Regions from separate parts of the Homo sapiens genome. Here region 1 is linked to region 2. A link is an interaction called in ENCODE POLR2A ChIA-PET data of the cell type or tissue named here. Cell type or tissue: OCI-LY7. All regions are shown on one strand. Links, peaks and the distances in the headings refer to the core of each region. The heading gives the core; the rest is flanking DNA. Region 1 has its middle 54 kb from the start of TMEM230. Region 2 overlaps GPCPD1 (glycerophosphocholine phosphodiesterase 1).

Region 1 (4,391 bases), core at 179-4,178, 540 kb before region 2:
CATTTTGGAGGACACAATTAAGCTCATACAGCTGCCTGGTGCATCTTTCCCCCAGCTGCAGGGAGTGATGGTTGATAATGACTCACAACTGCCCCATTTTCTAGAGAGTTATTTTTGGCCAACAGGGGTCGCCTTGTCTGGGAGGTTACTCACCCCCAGCAGCCTGCAAACAGTGCTGTGTGACTCTGTTGTATAAAGGCTGGTCCTCTTGCCCCAGGGTGAGACCAACACTGTGGTGCTATTCATACTTCTGAGCTCTCTGTGGGATCATGCTAAGGCTAGATTCTAGATGAAAACCACATCTTTGCTCAGCTTCTTCCTCTGTCACATGTGGCTTCCCTCACTTCCTTCTCATGGGAGCACTCCCCGAAGACATCACGTGCAGCTGAATCCCCGCCTCAGGCTCTGCTTCTAGGGAGCCTGACTTACAACATTGTTATCTTTTTTTTTGACACAGGGTCTTGCTATGTCACCCAGGCTAGACTGCAGTGGCATTATCAATGAAAAAAATGGAGGAAATGTTTATCAAATTGTAAATGACTCTAAGCTTGAAGGAACAATCAGTATGTGAGATAATAATGGCTAGGCACGGTGGCTCACACCTGTAATCCTAGCACTTTGAGAGGCCAAGGCAGGAGGATTGTTTAAGACCAGCCTGGGCAACATAGTGAGACACTGTCTCTAAAAAAAAAAAAGAGAGAGAGATGATAACACCAAGTAGGGTTTAGGGCAATCTCTGTGATCCAGAATGATGGACTGAACAAGTAAAATCAAATTTAACAGGGATATGTGAAAAAGCCTATATTCAGATTCACTTAATTATTTTATTTTATTTTATTTTTTTGAAATGGAGTCTTGCTCTTATTGCCCAGGCTGGAGTGCAATGGCGCAATCTTGGCTCACTGCAACCTCTGCCTCCCAGGTTCAAGCAGTTCTCCTGCCTCAGCCTCCCGAGTAGCTGGGATTACAGGTGTGCATCACCATGCCCAGCTAATTTTTTGTATTTTTAGTAGAGACAGGGTTTCACCAGGCTGGCCAGCCTAGTCTTGAACTCCTGAGTGATCTGCCCGCCTCAGCCTCCCAAAGTGCTGGGATTACAGGCATGAGCCACCGCACCCGGCCTTTTATTTAAATCTTTTAAGTCAACCTGCCTGACTCTTCTATTAGAAAGCATGCATGGCCCATCCCTTGAGAAATGCCCCCACTTTCCCCCTCCCCCCTCCTTTTTATTTTTTGAGACAGAGTCTCACTTTGTCACCCAGGCTGGAGCACAGTGGCCTGATCTCGGCTCACTGCAACCTCCGCCTCCTGGGTTTAAGCAATTCTCCTGCCTCAGCCTCCTGAGTAGCTGGGACTACAGGCACCTACCACCACATTCAACTAATTTTTGTATTTTTAGTAGACAGGGTTTCGCTCTGTTGGCCAGGCTGGTCTCGAACTCCTGATCTCAAGTGATCTGTCCCCCTTGGCCTCCCAAAGTGCTGGGATTATAGGTATGAGCCACTGTGCCTGGCGTCCCCTGTTATTTCTGATCCCTCCTTTGGATAGGTACACCCTCCTCCAGGTCCTACATCCTCTCTCCAGGGCTGGACTAGGAGGGTCTTCAGGAAGATGAGGAAGGAGACGCAGAGGACCTAGGAAAGAAAAATCCCTTCATGACTGAGTAGGCCCCACCAGCCTACTTTGTCCCTCTCCTATTTACTGCCCTCTTTCTCCTCACAGGGAGCCGGACCATTCCTCACCCAAGAGTCTACCTGTGGGGAGGTATGCAAGACAGTCCTCTTCTGCAGAGAACTGCCAGTTTGGGTTTTCCTTTAAACTTTAAAGGAATTTGACTTTCACCCTTCCGGCACCTACAGACCCACCATGGTCACTCATGGTCAACTATCTTTTCTTAGAGAGAACATGTTTAAAACTAGGTATGTGGGTATATTCATCAAAGGGAAAATTAGCTGGGCATGGTGTCGCACACCTGTAGTCCCAGCTACTCAGGAGGCTGAGGCTGAGGTGGGATGACAAGGTTGAGCCCAGGAGTTTGAGACCAGCCTGGGCAACATAGTGAGACCCAGTCTTTATGAAAATGAAATAAAATAAATTAGCTGGGCATGATGGTACATGCCTGTAGTGGTAGCTACTCTGGAAGCTGAGGCGGAAAGGATTGCTTGAGCCCAGGAGTTCTGGGTGACAGAGCAGGACCTTATCTTTAAAAATAATAGTAATAAGAATACAATTTACAAGAAGGAGAAAATAAACCTGGAGCTCAAGCCCTCATGAAACAGTGTACTTGAAAAAACAAAGGCTCTATTTTAGTAAGTATAGGTTAGGTAATGCTACAAAAACAAACAAATCCAAAATCTAAGTGGCTCAAAACTACATGTTTTATTTTTGTTTTCTTTCTTTTATTTTCTATTTATTTTTTTTTGAGACAGGTTTTGTTCTGTTGCCCAGACTGGAGTGCAGTGGTGTGATCATGGCTCACTACAGCTTCCACCTCCCAGCCTCTGTCATTCAGATACCCCAACCCCAGTTCTCCTTTATGGAAGTAATCAGGCTTACCAATTTCCTGTGTCTCCTTCCAAAAAAAATTCTCAACAACAAATACACATTTATATACATGAGTCTGTTGTATATAGCACATGTTGTATATAGTACCTAGAAAAATGCAAAAAAAACTTGTATGTAAGGTTTAAAAAATAACTCATTAATACCCAGTTGAAGGAATAGAAGTGAGAAGATCCCTCCCCAAAGCCCCTGTCTGTGCCTCCCTGAACATAGCCAGCTTATTCCTAAACATGCTCATGATTCTGACTTTAGTGATAGCCATATCCTTGCCTTTATTTTATCCTTGCCTTTATTTTATTTTTGTTTTTGAGAGAGTGTCTCAGTGTTGCCCAGGCTGGAGTGCAGTGGCTTGATCATGGCTCACTGCAGCCTCAACCCCCACTCAGGGATCCTCCCACTCAGCCTCCAGAGTAGCTGGGACCATAGCACCACTTCCAGCTAATTTTTTTTTTTTTTTTTTTTTTTTTTTTTTGAGACAGAGTCTCGCTCTGTCGCCCAGGCTGGATGGAGTACAGTGGTGCAACCTCGGCTCGCTGCAACCTCCGCCTCCTAGTTTCAAGCAGTTCTCCTGCGTCAGCCTCCTGAGTAGCCAGGCAACCACTACCATGCCTGGCTAATTTTTGTATTTTTAGTAAAGATGGGGTTTCACCATGTTGGCCAGACTGGTCTCAAACTCCTGACCTGAGGTAATCCACCCGCCTTGGCCTCCCAAAGTGCTGGGATTACAGGCATGAGCTACTGCTCCCAGCCAGCTAATGTTTTTAATCTTCTGTAGTGATGACTTCTTGCTATATTGTTCAGGCTAGTCTTGAACTTCTGGCCTCAAACAATCCTCCCGCCTTGGCCTCCCACAATGCTGGGATTACAGGCATGAAACACTGCACCCAGCCCTGTTACCTTACCTTTTAAAAAAGAATAGTTTTAGCACCTGTGTACACATCCCCAAATAATATAGGTTCTTCTATTTTTGAAATGTATGGACTGGAATCATATGTTATACAGTGTATTGTCTTTTTTTTTTTTTTTTTTTTTTGAGATGGAGTCTTGCTCTGTCACCCAGGCTGGAGTGCAGTGGCACAATTTCAGCTCACTGCAACCTCCACCTCCCAGGTTCAAGCAATTCTTCTGCCTCAGCCTCCTGAGTAGCTGGGATTACGGGAATAGACCACGACGCCCAGCTAGTTTTTGTATTTTCAGTAGAGGCAGGATTTCACCCGGTTAGCCAGGCTGGTCTCAAACTCCTGAGCTCAAGTGATCTGCCTGCCTCAACCTCCCAAAGTGCTGGGATCACAGGTGTGAGCCACTGTGCCTGGCCCACTGTATTGTCTTTTGTGTCTTGTCTTTCTCAGTTAACATTTTGTTTCTCAGATTCATCCACATATAGTTAGAGTTTTGTCATTTCCATTATTGTGTAGTATTTCATTATGAATATACCGTAATTTATCAATTTTCCTTTTGGGGGACATTTGAGTTTTCAACTTGGGGCTATTACATGCAGTACTTCTATCCATGGGTCTTGGTGCACATGTGCATGAGAAGGATTCCTGGGTTATAGAGTGTGTCTTCAGTTTTACTGATAATACCAGATAGTTTTCCAAAGCCATATTAGTTTATGTTCTCACTAGTAGTATAAAAATGTTCGCATTCTCTCTACCTTTGTCAAATCTTGGCATTGTCAGAGTATATGATTATTGATTATTGTAAACACATGGGAGTGTAGTATACAGTTTATTCTCCAAACTTGCCTTTTAAAAAACACAATACAGCCTGGAATTTATGCTATCAAAAATATGAAGACATTCATTTGTATGCTTGTATAACATATTATG
Region 2 (4,391 bases), core at 136-4,135:
ATAGCCACTTGAAGGAAATACTAGTCTGTGAAAGACTAGTAAAGAATATATACTATTAAAGTAATACTATTTACCAACAGAACTCTTATAAGGAGAGCTGAGAATTGGCTGAGAAAATATGTCATACTAGTGACAAACTAGAAAAAAGGGAGTTCTGTGTTTTTTAATTTTCTTTCTCCTAGCTTACATTACTGTTATTTTTTTACTTTCCTTTGTTATTTTCCGTTGCTTTACCACCAGTGCTCCTCAAACTATTTGCTGTGAATGACCAGCATTTTTTGTTTGCTTTACTCAACCTGTCTGGTGACCAATATTCTGATCTACATACCCAGTTCAATGAGATGTGTCCACAGTGACATGCATGGAGTCAAACTGCTATACACATTTCTAAATGCTTGCTCTCAGTTTTTGTATTTCTCACATCATGGATTGATTTTTTTAAAAGTCTTTTGGACTGGTACTGGTGCACAGGCCACATTTTAAGACATGCTGCTCTACAGGAAAATAGAGCCTTAGCAATCACCTAATCGGGCACTGGATATACTTGTATGCTATTTAGGAAAACCTATAACACTTCCAACTATCCACAGTGGGGTAAGTGCCACCTCTGCTGACATCCACTCATCTATGCTAACCCCTTTTTATCATGCAGATGAGGTAACTGAGGCCTACAGACATCAGCCGCCCAAGTTCACACTTAACTGCAGAAGAGTGGCTGACACCCAGATTTACCTTTCTCCATCCACTGTGCCCATACTAAGTTTACTGATGGATTCAATGCCACTAGTGAATACATTTCTTCATATTAGCTAAGCTATCTAAGTATGTGTTCCACTCTCTGCTCCTTTTAACACCACATACTTCAAGGAAATACTTTTATAGGCAAATACAAAAATTAGATCTCTTATCAAGAATATGTACTTACCATTAAAAAAAGAAATCAGAAAAAATTAAAAAGAAGAAAATAATATATAGTGACCAGACAAATGTTAATGCCTTAAAATGTTTCTTCAAATAAGAAAGCAAGGTGGGAGGATCTCAAGTCCAGGAATTTGAGATCAGCCTGGGCAACATAACCAGACACCACCTTTGTGCCAAAAAAAACCCCAAAAAACAAACAAACAAAAAAGTAATGCCATCTCCACACCAAAAACAAAAAACAAAAAAACAACCACAATTAACAAGGCATGGTCATGGGTGCCTATAGTCACAGCTACTCAGGAGGCTGAGGCGCAAGGATCGCTTCAGCCCAGGAGTTCAAGGCTGCATTGAGCTAGGATCACACCACTGTACTCCAGCCTGGGTAACAGAGTGAGACCCTGTCTAACTAATTATGGTGGTAAGTACCTAAAGAACCAGTCAAGAATTAAAAGTATATTCAATTATCCTGAGTTGTAAAAATAAAAAATACATCTAAAAAAAAAAAAAGAAATGAAAGTGGTTGAGAGGCAGGGATTAACAGTAAGAGAGGAACCTGTTTTTCCCACACAAATTTTGTAAAATTATTTCACTCATAAAACTATGCAACGTGATAATGTTGATAAAAATTATAACTAAAAGAAAAAATACCAAGATATCTTAAAAGCCCCTAACATCATAAGGTTAATGTCACAGTTATTCTGTAACCTCACATTTCCATACTCACCTTTCACCTGTGTCATTCTCTGGAAGAAGAGCCACAGCATTTTGAGGATTCCAGTTTCCCAAAGCATCACAGCTTCCACATATCGCAAAAACTTCTCCTAAAGAAACAGAACAATCAGTCACAGAGAAACAGAACAATCAGTCACAGTGGGATAAGCAGGGAAGTTTGCATTAGTTCAACCAGATATGCTGCCCCCTTTAGCAGAGATGAAAGAGCCTCACTAGATATAGGTTTGGGCCCAGGTACCTACCACTCACTAACACCTGCCAATTAACTCGACTCACCTTTCTAGAACCAAAGCCAGAGAAAAGGGGGAAGGCATACGGATGAAGTTTTCTTCATCTGTTCAACTACTCATTGAGCCAGTAACAAGAACCCAAGAGTACAAAAGGGATAAAACCACAGTCTCTGCTTTCAAGACAGCTTCCAATTTTAACAGACAAACACTAAATGCCTATCAGTACTCTAAAGGGTTATTAATCAATATTTTCTAGAAAGTCAAACAGTAGCTACTAATAAGTTTCACATCAAGAACATTATTAAGGCCAGGCGTGGTGGCTCACACCTGTAATCCCAGCACTCTGGGAAGCTGAGGTGGGCGTGTGGGGGCAGATGCCTGTAATCCCAGCTACTCAGGAGGCTGAGGCAGGAGAATTCACTTGAACCCAGGAGGCAGAGGTTGCAGTGAGCCGAAATCACACCACTATACTCCAGCCTGGGCAACAGGGCAAGACTCCATCTCAAAAACAACAGAAACAAAACTGTCAATGAGAGAGCAGAAATGTAATTAAAAACCCATCAAAACAAAGACTTATATAGTTGGAAAATCTAGTACTTCTTGGTTTTTGGAGATGGAGTTTTTCTCTGTTGCCTGGGCTGGAGTGCAGTGTCATGATCTGGGCTCACTGCAACCTCCACCTCCCAGGTTCAAGCAATTCTCCTGCCTCAGCCTCCCTAGTAGCTGGGATTACAAGTGCGCACCATCACAACCGGCTAATTTTTGTATTTTTAATAAAGATGGGGTAACCATATTGGCTAGGTTGGTCTTGAACTCCTGACCTCAGGTGATCTGCCCGCCTTGGCCTCCCAAAGTGCTGGGTTTACAGGCATGAGCCGCCGCGCCCAGCCAAAATCTAGTACTTCTTAACTAAGGTAATGTATCATTTCTTTTGAACACTTATCAATAGACTTTAAAAGCCAACATAAAGCTACCACCTCTTCTTGCTAAATTTTATATATTTAGCAGAACACACTTGGATAAAAGTACGTAGAAGTCTCTGACTTAAATATCAACACATTCTGAATACAATTAAAATTCATAAAGAAAAAGATAATGAACTGAGTCCAACTGCCAATTTGGCTCAAGACAGACTCCTCCACATTCTGAGAACAGCTGGGATTCCAAGCTTGAGGCACTGCTCTAGTAAGACTAGAATTGTACTCAGCTTTAGCCACCTGCATGAGCATTTTATTAGCTTGGACTATCTAAAAATTAACTAAAATTCCAAGTGTGACAGTCATTCAGATTTCAGGGCTCTAAATACATGTGGGCCGGGCGCAGTGGCCCATGCCTGTAATCCCAGCACTTTGGGAGGCCAAGGCAGGGAGATCACTTGAGGCCAGGAGTTTGAGAACAGCTTGGCCAACTAGCAAAACCCTGTCTCTACTAAAAATACAAAAAGGCCAGGTGAGATTGGCTCATGCCTGTAATCCCAGCACTCTGGGGGACTGAAGTGGGTGGATCACTTGAGGTCAGGAGTTCAAGACCAGCCTGGACAACATGGTGAAACCTCATCTCTACTGAAAATAAAAAATTAGCTGGGTGCAAGCCGGGTGCGGTGGCTCATGCCTATAATCCCAGCACTTTGGGAGGCCAAGGCAGGCAGATCACTAGGTCAGGAGTTCAAGACCAGCCTGGCCAACATAGTGAAACCCCATCTCTACTAAAAATACAAAAATTAGCTGGGTGTGGTAGCAGGCACCTGTAATCCCAGTTACTCAGGAGGCTGAGGCAGGAGAATCAATTGAACCCAGGAGGCTGAGGCTGCAGTGAGCCAAGATCACACCAGTGCACTCCAGCCTGGGCGACAGAGCGAGACTCTTAAAAAAAAAAAAATTAGCCGGGTATGGTGGCAAGCACCTGTAATCGCAACTACTCAGGAGGATGAAGCAGGAGAATCGCTTGAACCTGGCAGGTGGAGGGTGCAGTGAGCCAAGATCATGCCACTGCACTTCAGCTTGGGTGACAGGGCAAGACTCTGTCTCGAAAAAAATTTTTTTTAAATAAAATAGATAAAAACACAAAGTTAGCTGGGCATGGCAGCACACACCTGTAATTCCAGCTACTCGGGAGGCTGAGGAATGAGAATCACTTAAACCTGGGGGGAGGTAGAGGTTGCAGTGAGCCAAGATTGCATCACTGCGCTCCAGCCTGGGCAATATAGTGAGACCCTGTCTGTACAAAAAAAAATTTTAAGTAAGAATAATTTTAAAATTAGCCAGGCACTGTGTTGTGCACCTATAGTCCCAGTTCCTCATGAGGTTGAGTCAGGAGGATCACCAGAGTCCAGGAGTTTGAGGAGCTATGACTGCACCACTGCACTTCAACCTGGGCAATAGAGGGAGACCCTGTTAATCTTTTTTTTTTTTTTTTTTTTTTTTTGAGATGGAGTCTTGCTCCATCGCCCAGGCTGGAGTACAGTGGCGCAATCTCAGCTCACTGCAACTTCTACCTCCAGGGTTCAAG

Evidence for each region. Peaks named below come from ENCODE experiments on the same cell type or tissue, not always from the same donor. Only the 100,000 strongest peaks of a DNase experiment are listed, where the experiment ranks them.
Region 1: POLR2A ChIA-PET joins it to region 2 with 5 read pairs; 1 of 35 experiments calls an interaction of 5 or more read pairs at or near these places.

What each region holds. Positions count from the first base shown.
Region 1 is chr20:5,056,760-5,061,150 of GRCh38, forward strand. It overlaps a transcript of TMEM230 not described here. Among named protein-coding and RNA genes, the nearest start is that of TMEM230, 54 kb to the right of the region's middle. RefSeq lists enhancers at 167-216, 4,034-4,391. In OCI-LY7, for the core only: a CTCF peak has its summit at 322; no DNase peak of the experiment used is centred there.
Region 2 is chr20:5,597,080-5,601,470 of GRCh38, forward strand. It overlaps GPCPD1 (glycerophosphocholine phosphodiesterase 1), which reads right to left. Exons shown (of 20, transcript NM_019593.5): 3 at 1,646-1,742. Among named protein-coding and RNA genes, the nearest start is that of GPCPD1, 12 kb to the right of the region's middle. In OCI-LY7, for the core only: a CTCF peak has its summit at 1,828; no DNase peak of the experiment used is centred there; H3K4me3 peaks cover 672 bases; H3K27ac peaks cover 3,707 bases.